Regions from separate parts of the Homo sapiens genome. Here all the other regions are linked to region 1. Evidence: chromatin contacts called from ENCODE Hi-C or POLR2A ChIA-PET data. All regions are on one chromosome and are shown on one strand. The core of a region is the stretch at or near the end of the contact, and the rest is flanking DNA. Distances in the headings are between cores, read along the strand shown. Region 1 has its middle 19 kb from the start of NRDC. Region 2 has its middle 17 kb from the start of TUT4. Region 3 overlaps SHISAL2A (shisa like 2A).

Evidence for each region. A loop is a pair of places that touch in the nucleus more often than their neighbours do. ChIA-PET counts read pairs that join two places held with the same protein, here RNA polymerase II (POLR2A). Pooled maps may share reads with other maps.
Region 2: a loop to region 1 is called in a map of ovary, with 4 times the contacts of the local background. The contact joins two enhancer-like sites. A Hi-C loop is called at or near these places in 1 of 168 maps with a recorded cell type or tissue (ovary). POLR2A ChIA-PET finds 5 or more read pairs at or near these places in 1 of 52 experiments (endothelial cell of umbilical vein).
Region 3: a pooled map shows a loop between it and region 1 (1.9-fold over the local background). The contact joins two enhancer-like sites. A Hi-C loop is called at or near these places in 1 of 50 pooled maps. POLR2A ChIA-PET finds 5 or more read pairs at or near these places in 2 of 52 experiments (BJ and CD8-positive, alpha-beta memory T cell).

The regions. Positions count from the first base shown.
Region 1 is chr1:51,895,215-51,900,067 of GRCh38, forward strand. No RefSeq gene overlaps it. Among named protein-coding and RNA genes, the nearest start is that of NRDC, 19 kb to the left of the region's middle. RefSeq lists an enhancer at 2,113-3,312. Within about 2 kb of position 2,562, at least 4 of the 41 ENCODE cell types and tissues checked have a DNase peak (open chromatin) inside an H3K27ac peak, as active enhancers do; they include endothelial cell of umbilical vein, where a contact is called at or near this core.
Region 2 is chr1:52,567,505-52,572,242 of GRCh38, forward strand. No RefSeq gene overlaps it. Among named protein-coding and RNA genes, the nearest start is that of TUT4, 17 kb to the left of the region's middle. RefSeq lists an enhancer at 3,793-4,293. Within about 2 kb of position 2,112, at least 2 of the 41 ENCODE cell types and tissues checked have a DNase peak (open chromatin) inside an H3K27ac peak, as active enhancers do; they include endothelial cell of umbilical vein, where a contact is called at or near this core.
Region 3 is chr1:52,634,010-52,638,310 of GRCh38, forward strand. All of the region lies in intron 1 of SHISAL2A (shisa like 2A), which reads left to right. Among named protein-coding and RNA genes, the nearest start is that of SHISAL2A, 3.0 kb to the left of the region's middle. RefSeq lists an enhancer at 3,358-3,517. Within about 2 kb of position 3,047, at least 13 of the 41 ENCODE cell types and tissues checked have a DNase peak (open chromatin) inside an H3K27ac peak, as active enhancers do.

The sequences.
Region 1 (4,853 bases), core at 1,312-3,811:
TATGTATCCCTATGTAACAAACCTGCACGTTCAGCACATGTATCCCAGAACTTAAAAAAAAAAAAAAAAAAGCAGTGAGAGAGAATGTTGTATTCTATCTCAGCCCAGAATAAGCTGTCCTGAGGTCATCTATTCACTCCCCTGTGCTTCTGTTGTCTTCAGTTACAATGCAATTTTGATGATCCCAAAGTCACTGTTTTAAGAGGGCAAGTTTTGCATTAAATGCTTATTTACTGTTGCTCTGGTATATTTAGAAAACAGAGCAGCCTGTTGAGAAGTAAGCATCTATTCAAATCTCCCTTCTGATTTTAAACTTCAACCATCAGGAGCCACACAACCTACTCACACCACTCTGTGTGCGGACTTCCTTGTATCTGCCCTTTCTTTTCCCTCTTCCTGGAAGGTCCTCTCAACTCTCTCCCATCCCTAACACCCAGACATTTATACCTAGAGAATACTTCCTAGTCCTTTAGCCCTGTTTCTAAACTTTCTCCTGCTCTCCAGGTACAGACAGATACCTGTCTTCTTTCCTCCAGCACTTGGTGTTACCATTTATCTCACAACTCTCAAATTTTCTGTTTCATTGGCAGAAGGACAGAAAGTGTTTGCAGGCAAAAGGAGGACATCACACAAAAAAAGAAAGAAAATGCAAATTCAAGCAGTAGGAGCATACCATCACTAAATATATTTTGAATTTAATGGATTTAATATTAATATTCATTTCCATTAATCAAAAGTGATGAACCCCAGTGGTCCCTGACCTGGAATAATTTTTAACATTACAGGGCCAGTTTAGATCATGCACCATGATGCTGGTCTGTGGGAAAATGTGGGAAAAGTAAATCAGCCTAGTCAATCTCCTATAGCATCCAAGTCCCTCTGTCTCCCCAGCTCAAGCAATCCTCCCACATCAGCCTCCCGAGTAGCTGGGACTATAGATGTGTACCACCATCCTTGGCTAATTTTTGTATTTTTTGTAATGTCGGGGTTTCAACATGTTTCTCAGACTGGTCTTGAGTTCCTGAGCTCAAGTGATCCACCCACCTCAGCCTGCCAAGGTGCTGGGATTACAGGCGTGCGCCACTGTGCCCCACCTCATCCACGTCTTAATGTTGCTTTACTGTACTCTTCTCATTGTACATGTGTCTTGTTTGGACATTATGTTCTACAGTGTCACTCCTAAAGTAGGGGGTTTTGCAAGTCTTCAGATGAATTCTTTGGTAATATCAAGGAGCTACTGACAAGAAGTTGTGAGGAGTCATCACAAGTCAGCTTGAGAAGTTGCATGTTATTCATATAGTTGAGAAAGGAGCCCTGGGTTAAACTCACTGCTTAAGAGCCATATGACCTAGGGAAAATTAGGTTATTTCTCTAAGCCTCACCTTCTTCCAAAAAGGGATATTAATTCCCACTTAATAGAGTTGTTGTGAGAATTAAATAAAATGATTGATGTACAGGTGTGTTGTAAAGGAAAAGAAAAACATGTGTGATAGATGTGCACATGAGTGTATACACAGACACTTGTGAACGAAAACGAAGGCCTAGAAGATGCTGGGTTCAAATCCTGACTCTGCCACTTGTGTGATCTTATACCAGTCCTGAATTCTTGAAACTCTCTTAATCTTAATTTTCCTCATTATAAAATACATTTGTTATAAGATTATTGTGAGGATTAAATGTCATTATGTTCAAAGAGCACTTATTACAGAGCCTGGCCCAAAGTACAAGTTCAAGAGCTGTTGGCACAGCATAAAGATCTCGGCTCTTTTTAACCTAATTCACCCGTTGTGGCCGGAATAGGTGATTTCTTGATAAACCTCAAGGTGGAGCTAGAGACACAGAAGTGGGTGTCTTCTTCAACAAGAATGTTTGGTCTTAAGGGGGAAGAAGAAGCAGACTTTCCATCTTGATTTTGCCAGGACACATCCTATCTCCCTTTAAACCACCACCCATGTTCCTCCATTATGAGAGCCTTTGGGGTTTTTTGTTTGTTTGTTTGTTTGTTTGTTTTGGGTTTTGTTGTCAAAAAAAGAGTCAGACAAAGGAGCATTCAATAGATGTTGTTCTGGTTTTGGTTTTGTTTTGTTTTGAGACAGGGTCTCACTTTGTCGCCCATGCTGGAGTGCAGTGGCACGACCTCAGCTCACTGCAGCCTCTACCTCTGGGATTCAAGCCATCCTTCTGCCTAAGCCCCCCAAAGTAGCTAGGACCACAGGCATGTGCTACCACACCCAGCTAATTCTTGTATTTTTTGTAGAGACGGAGTGGGGGAAGTGGGGAGGTTCTGTGGGGGTCGGAGTTTGGGGGAGGTGGGTGGTTTCACCATGTTGGCCAGGCTCAAGCAATCTTCCCGCCTCGGCTTCTCAAAGTGCTAGGATTACAGGCATGAGCCACTGTGCCCAGCCTAGAAGTTCTTTAATATTGTGAATTCACTTCTACTTGGAGAAAATATGTTATCTGGTACATAGAAGATGACTATATAGTTTTGAAAAAACAAACCTTTATTACATTTTATTTTCTTCTCATCCTTCAGCCCACAGACCAAAAGCAGGTTTTGTCTACATTCCACTCATGTGACTGATTTCCTGTCTGTCAGAGCCCAGTCATCTTTCCAAAAGGAATACTTATCATAGCTCCCATATTTCTCATTGGGAAATATGGGAAATAGCTCCCATATTTCTCAATGTAAATAAGACTCCTAGAAGTCTATCTTAGCATCCCAAGATTCCAGGAATATAGATTAGGTTTCAGTGGTTTTCAAATGAGCCCTTTGAAGTTATATATTGATAAGCTCATTAAAAACTCAACTCATTACTTTCAGTACCGCCTTGTAGGCTAAGTACCTATCATATATAATTAGAACCTCATGAGAATAAAAAAAAATCCGCATAAAAGATGAAAATACTACCAAATATCAGCCTTAACATGCCACTACTTTCAGAACTTAGAAAATCATTGCTACTGGCCGGGTGTGATGGCTCATGCCTGTAATCCCAGCTACTCAGGAGGCTGAGGCAGGAGAATCACTTGAACCTGGGAGGCGGAGGTTGCAATGAGCAGAGATTGCACCACTGCACTCCAGCCTGGTGACAAGAGCGAGAATCCATCTAAAAAAAAAAAAGCATTGCCACAGAAACAGAGCTTAGATTCCCCCAAAATCTAGCTGGGTAAGAGAAACCCCTTCTATGTATAAATAAAGGATGAGTAAGAATTAGTTAAGTGAAGAAGAATGAAAGGGGAGAAGGATGATTCCAGGCAGAGTTCCAGGACATGAGAAAGGTCAAAGAAAGGAATGCTCTTGTAGGTTTGAAAGTAATTGCATATGGCTCAACCGGAAAGGTTGAGAGGAAAATGGCGAGAGTTAAAACTGGAGGGGTGAACTGGAGATAATTATTAAGCCCTGCATTTTATGTTAAGGAGTATAGACTTTATCCTGAGAGAGGGGGAGCTACCAACATGCATCAGATGAGGCAGAACAATATCATTTCCTGCTTTAGAAAGATCATTCATGACTGCAAGACAAAGAACGGAGGAGGGCAAGGCTAGGGGGAAGGTGTGCTAGATATTTTCTGTTTGCATCTCCAGATACAGTAAGTCTTCAATGTCATCGATAGATTCTTGGAAACCGTGACTAAGGGAAACAATATATAAAGAAATCAATTTAGCTGTAGGCTAATTGATATAAATAAGTTCCTATGGCATATTTCTGGTCACGAAACATCAAACATCTAAATAAAGACCCAAAACACTTCTAATATTAAACCTTGAAATATAATAAATGTGAGCTATACATACATTTAAGAAAGATTAATAAAAACAAGTATAAGATAATTATTTTCCCAATTATTCCAGGTCAGTGTTACAGGTCGCCAGAGCCTATCCCAGAAGCAGAGCACAAAGCGGGAACCAGTCCTGGACAGGACGACATTCCCTCACAGGGCACACTCTCCCACACGCCACACTCACTCAGACTGGGACCATTTAGACACACCAGTTCACCTAATGTGCACATTTTTGGGATGTGGGAGGAAATTGGAGTACCCAGAGAAAACCCACGCAGTCATGAGGAGAATGTGCAGACTTCACACACGGTGGCCTCTGCCAGGAATCTATTTTTTTCATCAACGTTATAATGAAACGTCGTTGAACATAATGACATTATTCGAAGACCTGCTGTACTCCCTCTACTTACCTGCTGCATATCCCAGAAGTTTGACCTATGTGGGCTCCTGCTGGACTCCTTTGCCCTCTGGCTTTTGGTTGAGTCCGGCATTGGGAGATAGCAGTAGGAGATCAGAGGTCATGGGGAAAGACAGGTCCAATAATTTATCCCCCACCTCCCTCCCTAGCGAGTCTTTGTGTGAGGACATTTCTCTCCACCAAAGGTCACTGCTCTTAGCAGACAGCATCTGCCACACAACTGCCCTCTTCAGATTCTGGTAATCAAATCACTCCCCCCACATCCCTTGTTACTACCTTTGGGTAGTGATGATTAGCTAGCTGTTGCTAGCTAGCACTGGGGAAATTTTGTATCCCTTTTTGGTCTCTCTAAACCCTGCACTCATTTTGTAAATGATTCCTTTATTAAGCACTCCTCAAATTATCTAGTTTGAGTGTGCCATCTGATTCCTGCAGGACTCTGAAACAGAAAGAAACCAAGAATAGTATGGTAGCTAGCATTTATTGCCTCCCAGGCATTCTTCTAAGCAGTTTATATATATTAACTCATTTAATTCTCACAGCAACCCTAAGAAGTATCCCTCCTTTACAGATGTGGAATCTGAGATATAGAGAGATTAAGGCGATTAAGTAATTTTCCCAAAAATGCACAGCTAGTGAGCCAGAATTCAAAT
Region 2 (4,738 bases), core at 862-3,361, 670 kb after region 1:
TCTCAGATGTGGGATTTCTATATCAAGTAGTGTGAAAATTTAAAAGGTTCCTGATATGCACTGCCAAATTGCTTTTTAAGAGGTTTGTACTAAATTCCACTTACCCTATTATGTGGGAGAGAAAACCAACTAAATGTCCTTAAGCTTTAAAAACGATAAGTTTCTCAGAATCTCTGGGCAAGGGCTATAGCATCCACACATGTATTTTCCTTTGAAAACTAAATATTGCCTGGTAGCATAAAGTCTCAGATTTTGTGGGGAGGGGTTCACACACTTTACTTCCCTTGACATCCCCAAGAACCCAAGAAACATACCTTTTAGTCAGCTAAGTACCTCCACCTTGCAAGCCAACAATATTTTAAAGAGAAATTTTCTTAAGGTTATACAACATCAACAAACTGTCTTGCTGGGTGTCTCTAAAGTTCCCCAGAGAATAAGATCACTCACAGCTTTGGAGGGAGGACTTCTAAGGGATCCCTGAAGGGATCGCCAGTTCTAGCAGATTTAGAGCTGCAGCTCAAAATTTTTCTTGTTTGTAGAGTCTTTGGTCTAGTTCCAGAGATCCCAGCCTTAGATCTCTCCCAACATTCCTCTGGGGCCCTCCAGACATCCACAATCTCAAGAGAAATTGCAAGCTTCTCACCACCTCTCTCGCCCATACATGCTCCGGCTCCCCCCACTTCATTCGCTCTCTCTCCTCTTCTTGTTCTCCCTAGCCTCTCTTCGTATCCTCTCCTCCCCCAACTGTCTCTCTCCTCTTGCTAAGTGTGCCCTCCTGAGTCTATCTTGTAAATTTCTTTCTAAGCTTTACTTTTAATATTCTTCCTTTCTCTCTCTCCCCTCTCTCTTGGCTGAGTGTTTGTGTAACTTTTTTCTAATCCCCCACCCCGACCCCGCCGGATTGTCTCAGACTTTTAGTCCTTTCCTCCTCTCTCAAGGGGACACAGCTGACCTTTCCTAGGAGTAGCCTCTTTTTTTGTCCCCAAACTTCTCACCCCTGGGCTCTTCTATTCTCTTCAAATGGCACACATGCCATCCCTGAATTTGCAGGAGTTTCTTTCTGCCTGTTTCACGCCAAATATAGCTTTTTTTTTTTCACACCATGTTACCAAGGAATAATCTTAGTAGACCACTGTTAATACTTCTAGACCCCACCATGACTTCCTTCTGGTATTTATCCTCATCATACACTCCACGAAAGGATCACTTATATTATGCCCATATTTTCCTCATTCTATCCAAATCAGGATACATAAGAGCAGAAGTCTAAGCCTACTTATAATTACAATAAGATAGGATATTTGAAATCTGGGCTGTCCTCGGAAATCTGGGACATAATGTTGCTATAAATGCCACCTATCCAGAATCCAGCTCTCAAGCAGTTTCATAAGCAAGCACTCTGAACATCCTCAGCATTGTCAGGAAGTTTGTATATTACACTCAGACTAAAAAAGGATTTCCTCTCATTTTGTCCATTCTGGGAATCAGAATTTTGACTGCACATCAGGTGGGGTCTGGCCATCCAGGTTGCTATCTAGAAATCACCACATAGGGGGATTCTTCACAAAAAGTTTTTGTGAGCTTTTTATGAAAAATCTTTCACTGAGGCCAGGCGCAGTGGCTCACACCTGTAATCCCAGCACTTTGGGAGGCCAAGGGGCGCAGATCATCTGAGGTCAAGAGTTCAAGACCAGCCTGGACAACATGGTGAAACCCCATCTCTACTAAAAATAGAAAAATTACACGGGTGTGGTGGCAGGCACCTGTAATCCCAGCTACTTGGGAGGCTGAGGCAGGAGAATCGCTTGAACCCAGGAGGCAGAGGTTGCAGTGAGCTGAGATCGCGCCATGGCACTCCAGCCTGGGTGACAGAGTGAGACTACATCTCAAAAAAAAAAAAAAGAAAATCTTTCACTGAGAAAGGTTGAACCCAAGTCTGAAATGAAAGCATACAGTTTACTACCCATTGATTGATTTATGCAGAAATCTGTATAAAGATCTCCAAAGGTGGCTTAGTAGGTTCTGTTTTAAACTTTCAGTTCCTCCTCCCTAGAAAGTTAGGGAAACCTCTTAACCAATACGAGTTCCTCTGATCTGAGCTGAACTTTCCTTCTTCCACTATCCAAATTCTGCTGATTCTTTTCTGTCCAGGATATTCATCTAAGTCACCATGGTTGTATATGCTCAAGGTTCACTTTAAGTACAGTCTTAATCTTGTTTCTGAGGAAGTTTGCTTTCTCCAGTAGGTCTGCAAAACTTCCGCTTCTTATTTCCTATTGCCCCTGAAATGACATTTCTCCTTGTGAATTAATATGGGCCTGCCTACCTCTAGGTAATCCTGTTTTTGTCATGTATCTGTATTGCATTTTCTGTCCACTTTTGTCCTCTCTTACAGTGAAGGGAGCATTTTAAACTTTTTTGTTTCCATAGAACAGTAACTTGCTGGTTGGAAGACCCGAGTTTAACATGGACCCTCGGAGAAACATGACCCCCGGAGAAACATGGAGAGCCTGAGACATCCTGTGTAATTCAATAAATATCCACCCACTCCCACCCCCACCTTTGCTGGCTACAGCAGCTGGGGAAGTCAGAGGGAAGGAGGTTTTTTATGTTTTGTTTTGTTTTGTTTTGTTTTGGAGACGGAGTTTTACTCTTGTCGCCCAGGCTGGAGTGCAATGGCATGATCTCAGCTCACTGCAACCTCAGCCTCCTGGGTTCAAGCAATTCTCCTGTTTCAGCCTCCTGAGTATCTGGGATTACAGGCACACACCAAATCGCCTGGCTAATTTTTTGCATTTTTAATAGAAACAGAGTTCCACCATGTTAGCCAGGCTGGTCTCGAACTCCTGACCTCAGGTGATCTGCCCGCCTCGGCCTCCCAAAGTGCTGGGATTACAGGCGTGAGCCACCGCGCCTGGCCGGAAGGAGTTATTTTTGAGCATTTTATGCTGCTCAGTCTTGTGCAGACCGCACATACTGTAGAGTTCATGCACTTTTCTCCCAGTAGTGACTTTCAGCTCTTGCTTTACATGTAGTTCCAACAAGCTTGGATATTTAGTTTCCATGTCTATAGCAGATCAAAATTAACAATTAATGGGTGGGGGTTGGGAGGCCAGAATAAGATAGTTAAAAGCACAGATTCTGGAGTCAAACTGAGTCTTTGAATCCTGTGCTGCTGCTTCCTAACTGTATGACTTTGAAGTATTTAACCTTTTAGCTTCAATTTCCTCATCTGTAAAATGGGAATAATAATAATAGCTATTTTGCACAGTTGGTCATAAAGATTAAATAAGTTAATATATATGAGGTGCCTGCATTTGTAAGTACTCTGTGAGTATAGAGAGGGCGCATTGGTAACAGTACTGATGAGATGTAGCAAAGAAGCAAACCAACCAAAAAAAGCGGAGAAAACAGAGCAATCTAGGATCCAACTGTGTAAGACAGAGGTTCCCAAACTTTCTCAGCTCAAAGGCACCTTTAGTGTCTCAGTAATTTTTTCATGGTGACTTCTCCATGCCCACTCCTCCTACAAAAAAACCAAAGTAATAATTCTCTTTATTAAGTAGTTAAGTCCAAACAACTTAATCAGTATTTACATCCTAATAATTTACTAACCATTTGAAATAATAATTACATAAGTTTTTATTCATTTCTTTCTTTTTTTTTTTTTTTTGAGATGGAGTCTTGCCCTGTCACCCAGACTGGGGTGCAGTGGCACCATCTCAGCTCACTGCAACCTCCGCCTCCGGGTTCAAGTGATTCTCTTGCCTCAGCCTCCTGAGTAGCTGGGATTACAGGCGTGTGCCACCACACCCAGCTAATTTTTGCATTTTTAGTAGAGATGGGGTTTTGTCATTTGGCCAGGCCGGTGTCGAACTCCTGACCTCAGGTGATCCACCCGCCTCGGCCTCCCAAAGTGCTGGGATTACAGCCACCATGCCCAGCATTTTTTTTTTTTTTTTTTTGAGATGGAGTCTTGCCCTGTCACCCAGGCTGTAGCGCAGTGGTGTAGTCTCGGCTCACTGCAACCTCCGCCTTTTTGTAGAGATGGAGTTTGCCATGTTGGCCAGGCTGGTCTCAAACTCCTGACCTCAAGTGATCTACCCACCTCGACCTCCCAAAGTGAGGCACTACACACTACAGGGTCTGAAAGCAGGGAACATAAGTCCGATTCATTCTGACTTCCTAGAACTAAGTCAAAGGGAAAACTCCAACTTACCACACCCAAGTAACAAAAGGACCAGAGGCTACTCCCTTTGCATCCCCCACTTTTCTGCCTGGCAGATGAAAAACTGAAAGTACCTGTGATTTGTCCTCTTCTGCAACCAATCAGGCTGGTCTCAGGCCAAGTTTTCATTTGCATAGGAGTATAAGTTTGTAACTTCACTTCAGCCTCTGATTGGTCACCTTCTGCAACCAATCAGATGTTTGCATGGGTTTAACTTTGTAACTTCACTTCCATCTCTGATTGGTTGCAGAAAGCAACCAATCAGATTGGTTTAACTTTGTAACGTCACTTCAGCCTCTGATTGGTTGCCTTCTGCAACCAATCAGATTAATCACAGGCCACTTCTTCATTTACATAGGGTGTACCTCAAGTAACCAATGGGAAGCCTCTAGAGGGTATTTAAATCCCAGAAAATTGGGTAACCAGTTTCCTGAACCCATATGCTTGGCCTGCTCCCACACTATGGAGTGTACTTTCGTTTTCAGTAAATCTCTGCTTTTCTTGCTTCAT
Region 3 (4,301 bases), core at 1,797-4,296, 740 kb after region 1:
TCTTCAAACATTCACAGGCAGCCCAACTCCACCCCAATCATCATCCCACCAAGGTGCCCTTCCTAATATCAACACCAGCCTTATTCCTGACTTTCCACACTCCCCAGTACTGACCCCAGACCTTATTCTATCACCAGCCCCAACCTCCTCTTCTGTCCTGCCTGCAGTCCCACCTCAGCTCTTCTCCCACATCCTGACTCCAAATATTATTAATATCTAGATCTACATCCAAACCTCAACCTCCAGACTTAACCCTCGCCTGGTGCTACACCCCAACCCCAGCCTCAGCCCAGCGTCAACCCTTGGTTCCCTTTTGTATTTAGTCATTCTTTCGGGCACTCTCTACTGAGCACTTGGTGTGTGCCAAGCCCTGTGGTGAGTGCTGGGGATGTACCCCATCCTCAAGCTAAGGCAGAAGACTCGGGAGTCAGAGCTGCCTCCAAGTTCATCATGAGACAATGGCATAGTGCAGAAGCTAGCTCAGGCCATATTCATAGAAGTGTTGACTCTCCACCCATAGGACCTCAGTTTCCCCATTTGTTCAGGGAAGAGGTTGCATTCCTGGAGCCTAAGTGTTGGCTTGAGAGGGTAATAGGTCTCAATCCCCCTGGGTCTCCAAAGGCCTTACCTGGAGAATGGAACTTGATCCTCAGCCTACTTTGGGAAACAGGCATCAGCAAAAATTGAGTGGGCCATCTCAGTAGTTAGTGATTTTCCTGTCCCTGGAGGTATATGAGCAGAGGCTGCTGCCCTCTGGGTGGGAAAGGACAGTGTCCTATGCCACGAAAACTTCTCAAGTCTCTGGCTTTTCATCTATCAAACGGGCAGTAGGATGATCAATCATTGCCCTGATTTCTGACTAAGGCAGTGGTAACGGTCAAATGACATACATAACAGAGCTGAAATCAACTTGACATATGCCAATGACAATTACAAATATTATTGCTTTTTCTAGGTGACTCGATCCACAATTCTAAATGATTTTCAGATGGCCAGGTTATCAGATCCTACATATTTGTGCTATCTATAACCCAGGGAATTATATTAATGTATTTTCTGTTCATCCATATATTCATTCATTCATTCATTCATTCTAGCCTTTACTTTGTGCCAGGCACTTTGCAAGGTATTGGAGACACAAAAATCAATTATTCCCTGCCCCTGAGGAACTCACAGTTTATTTAGAGATACAATGGTATTCACTTGACAAGTTCATTTTGCTTGCTGCCCAAAAAAACCAATGCACTGAGAACAACAGGTTTTGCAGCAAAGAAAGAGTTTAATAATCACAGGGCCAACCAAGTGGCAAAATAGGACATAATTCTCAAATCCACACCCTCATTCCCCACCCCCCACCCCACCAGAGAATTCGGAGACTATGGTTTCTCAAGGAATGGTGGCAGATGGGGCTAGGGAATAGGGAATGCCAATTGGTTGGGTTAGGGATAAAATCGTAGGGGATCAAAGCTACCTTCTTGCACTGAGTCAGTTGCTGGGTAGGGGAGCTCACAAGACCAGTTGAGCCAGTTTATTGGTATGGGTTACTGGTCCAGGTGGCACCAACTGGTCTATCAAAATGAAAGGTCTGAAAGATACCTCAAACACCAGTTTTAGGTTTTACAACTCCTCCTATAGGAGGAGTTGAGGAGATTACAAATCATGTGACCTCCAGCTACACGACTCCTGAACCATAATTCTAACCTTGTGGTTAATTTGTTAGTTTAACAAAGGCAGTTGCAGTCCCTGAGCAAGGAGGGTGTTAGTTTTAGGAAGGGGCTGTTATCATCTTTGTTTTAAAGTTAAACTATAAACTAAATTCCTCTTATAGTTAACTTGGCCTGTGCCCAGGAATGAAGAAAGACAGCTCGTAAAGTTAGACACAAGATGGAGTCAGCTATGTCAGATTTCTCTCACTGTGATAATTTTTCTGTATCAGATTTCTCTTACTGTGATAATATTCACTAGGGCACTTTCACAACATTCACCTAAAGTGAAACAATGAAGTTTTGTTGAAGGCCCACTGTGTAGTTGGCATTGAGCTAGGCTCTGAAATAAGATGGCACTGACCTCCCTTGTAAGTACAGAGACAATGTGGAGCTTTGGGGCTGGTCAGAATCTGTCACTTATTATCTATGTGGATTGGAAAAGTTATTTAACTTCCTAGTATTTTCTCTCAACTTTAAAATGGTGATAGAGATATTTGTGTGATAGTACAGAGACAGTGTGGAGCTTTGGGGCTGGTCAGAATCTGTCACTTATTATCTATGTGGATTGGAAAAGTTATTTAACTTCCTAGTATTTTCTCTCAACTTTAAAATGGTGATAGAGATATTTGTGTGATAGTACAGAGACAGTGTGGAGCTTTGGGGCTGGTCAGAATCTGTCACTTATTATCTATGTGGATTGGAAAAGTTATTTAACTTCCTAGTATTTTCTCTCAACTTTAAAATGGTGATAGAGATATTTGTGTGATGGAATTGTAAGAACTAAGAGAAATAATGCACATGAAAGTGACCAGTGCATATGTTAGGTGCTCAATAAGAGAGTTCCCTTTCCTTGGTTCATAGGTGTGGGAAGTGAAATTCAGTGTGGAAGTGAATTGTCCGAGATCTCCTAGCAATATCATAGCAGACTGAGACTTAAAGAACATTACCTAAGACTATCCAAGGGTTAGATGCTCTCACACATTCACAACCCTGGCACTTCTCATTTTACACATGAGAAAACTTGAGAAAGGTTAAGTTACTATCTGGGAGTGTCCCAGTGAGAGGCAGTGGCAGAGCTGGGTTGAAAACTCAGGCCTGTCTCATCTCAAGCCCTGGCTTGTCCTGTCTACTACTGTCTGGATCTCTCTTAACAACCTGATCCACTCAGATCATCTGAAAAATACTCACTGACCCTCTAGTGTCTTCTGGGCACTGTGCTGGCCCCTGGGGACACAGAGGTGAGTAATTCTCTCAGCACCCAGCCAGGACCCTTTCCCTCTTCCACTAACCCCTTCCCTACACAGCTCTTGTGTCTTGTGGTCCCTTCCGTTGCCCTGGAAACTCTGACGTGGCATGCTTTAGTGGCTCAGACAATGCTTTCTTCGGGGGTTGGATGGGCTGATCTCTGGGGTAACATCCCATGTCAGTGTGTTCCCATTCTGTGACCCCAAGGTGGCTAAAGGCTCTAGGGTGACTCTTCCTGGACTCAGACATAATGTGATTCATAAATACCACAGACAATTGCAAAGTGCAGGAGAGGAACTGAAAGTCCTCAGGATGTCTAGGGCATCAACGTGCTCTGAACCTTGAAATAACTCTTCCGGCATGCTCCTAACAGAGCCCGGATATTGCAGGGTGGAGACCTTGTTTTGCTGTAAATTCCGTTTGGCCCTTTTCATGAAAGTCAGTCCTTAAAAACTTCAAAATCTCCAGGTAAGCACTGTTTCCTGGGAGAGACAGTGCTCAAGGAGAATTGCTATCTTTAAAATTGTGCCTCAGGAAGTGAAGACACCCTGTGGAGAAGCAGTTGGTGCTGTCACACCGTCTGGTCCACTTGCCAAACACCCTCCTCCATCACTAGTTCTGTTTTTTTACGAGGGTGTGAGCCAGAAGACAGCAGCCTTGCCGGAAGGCAGAGTTTGTGGTCAGACCGTGTCTACAGCACCTCATTTCATCCTTCCCACCACCTGGTGAGATAGAAACCTTTATAAAGGAAGAAAATGAAGGTCAGAGTGGTAAAGTGATTTTTCAGCTTAAATGTGGCAGAACCAGGATTTGAACTTAGAACTACCTGACTCCAAAGCCCTTGGTTGTTAGATTGTCCCTCCAATTCTTTCTTAGGAGTCACAGTGGGTTTTTATCTTTCAGAGTCAGAACAGTAAAATCCTCGAAGACTCGAGGCTCTCTAATTCAATTTCCTACCCAGGGTAGGAATCTCTAACTTCACTGAAAGATATAACTCATTCGTGTGTCCTGCACAAGCTTCTCCCATGACAGGGACTCATCCCTGCTTGAGGCAGTACATTCACCATGGAACAACTCGGATCATTTGAAGTTCATCTCATGCCAAGCACAGATTTTCCTTCTTTGGAGCCTGCCCTGTTGTTCCCAACTCTGTCCTTGGAGTTTAGTTCCTCTGTCACCAGGACAGACCAGCAGAGACAGTGCCTGCCCCCTGACTGACCTCCGATCTGGAATGTATCACCCCAGAGTCAGGGAAGAGGATGGGCAAGAAAGCTGGAGAAAGAATGGTAGACAGGGACAAACAAAACTCTCCCCCTCACTCCTCAAAGGGCCTCTCTTAGAGGCCCCTTT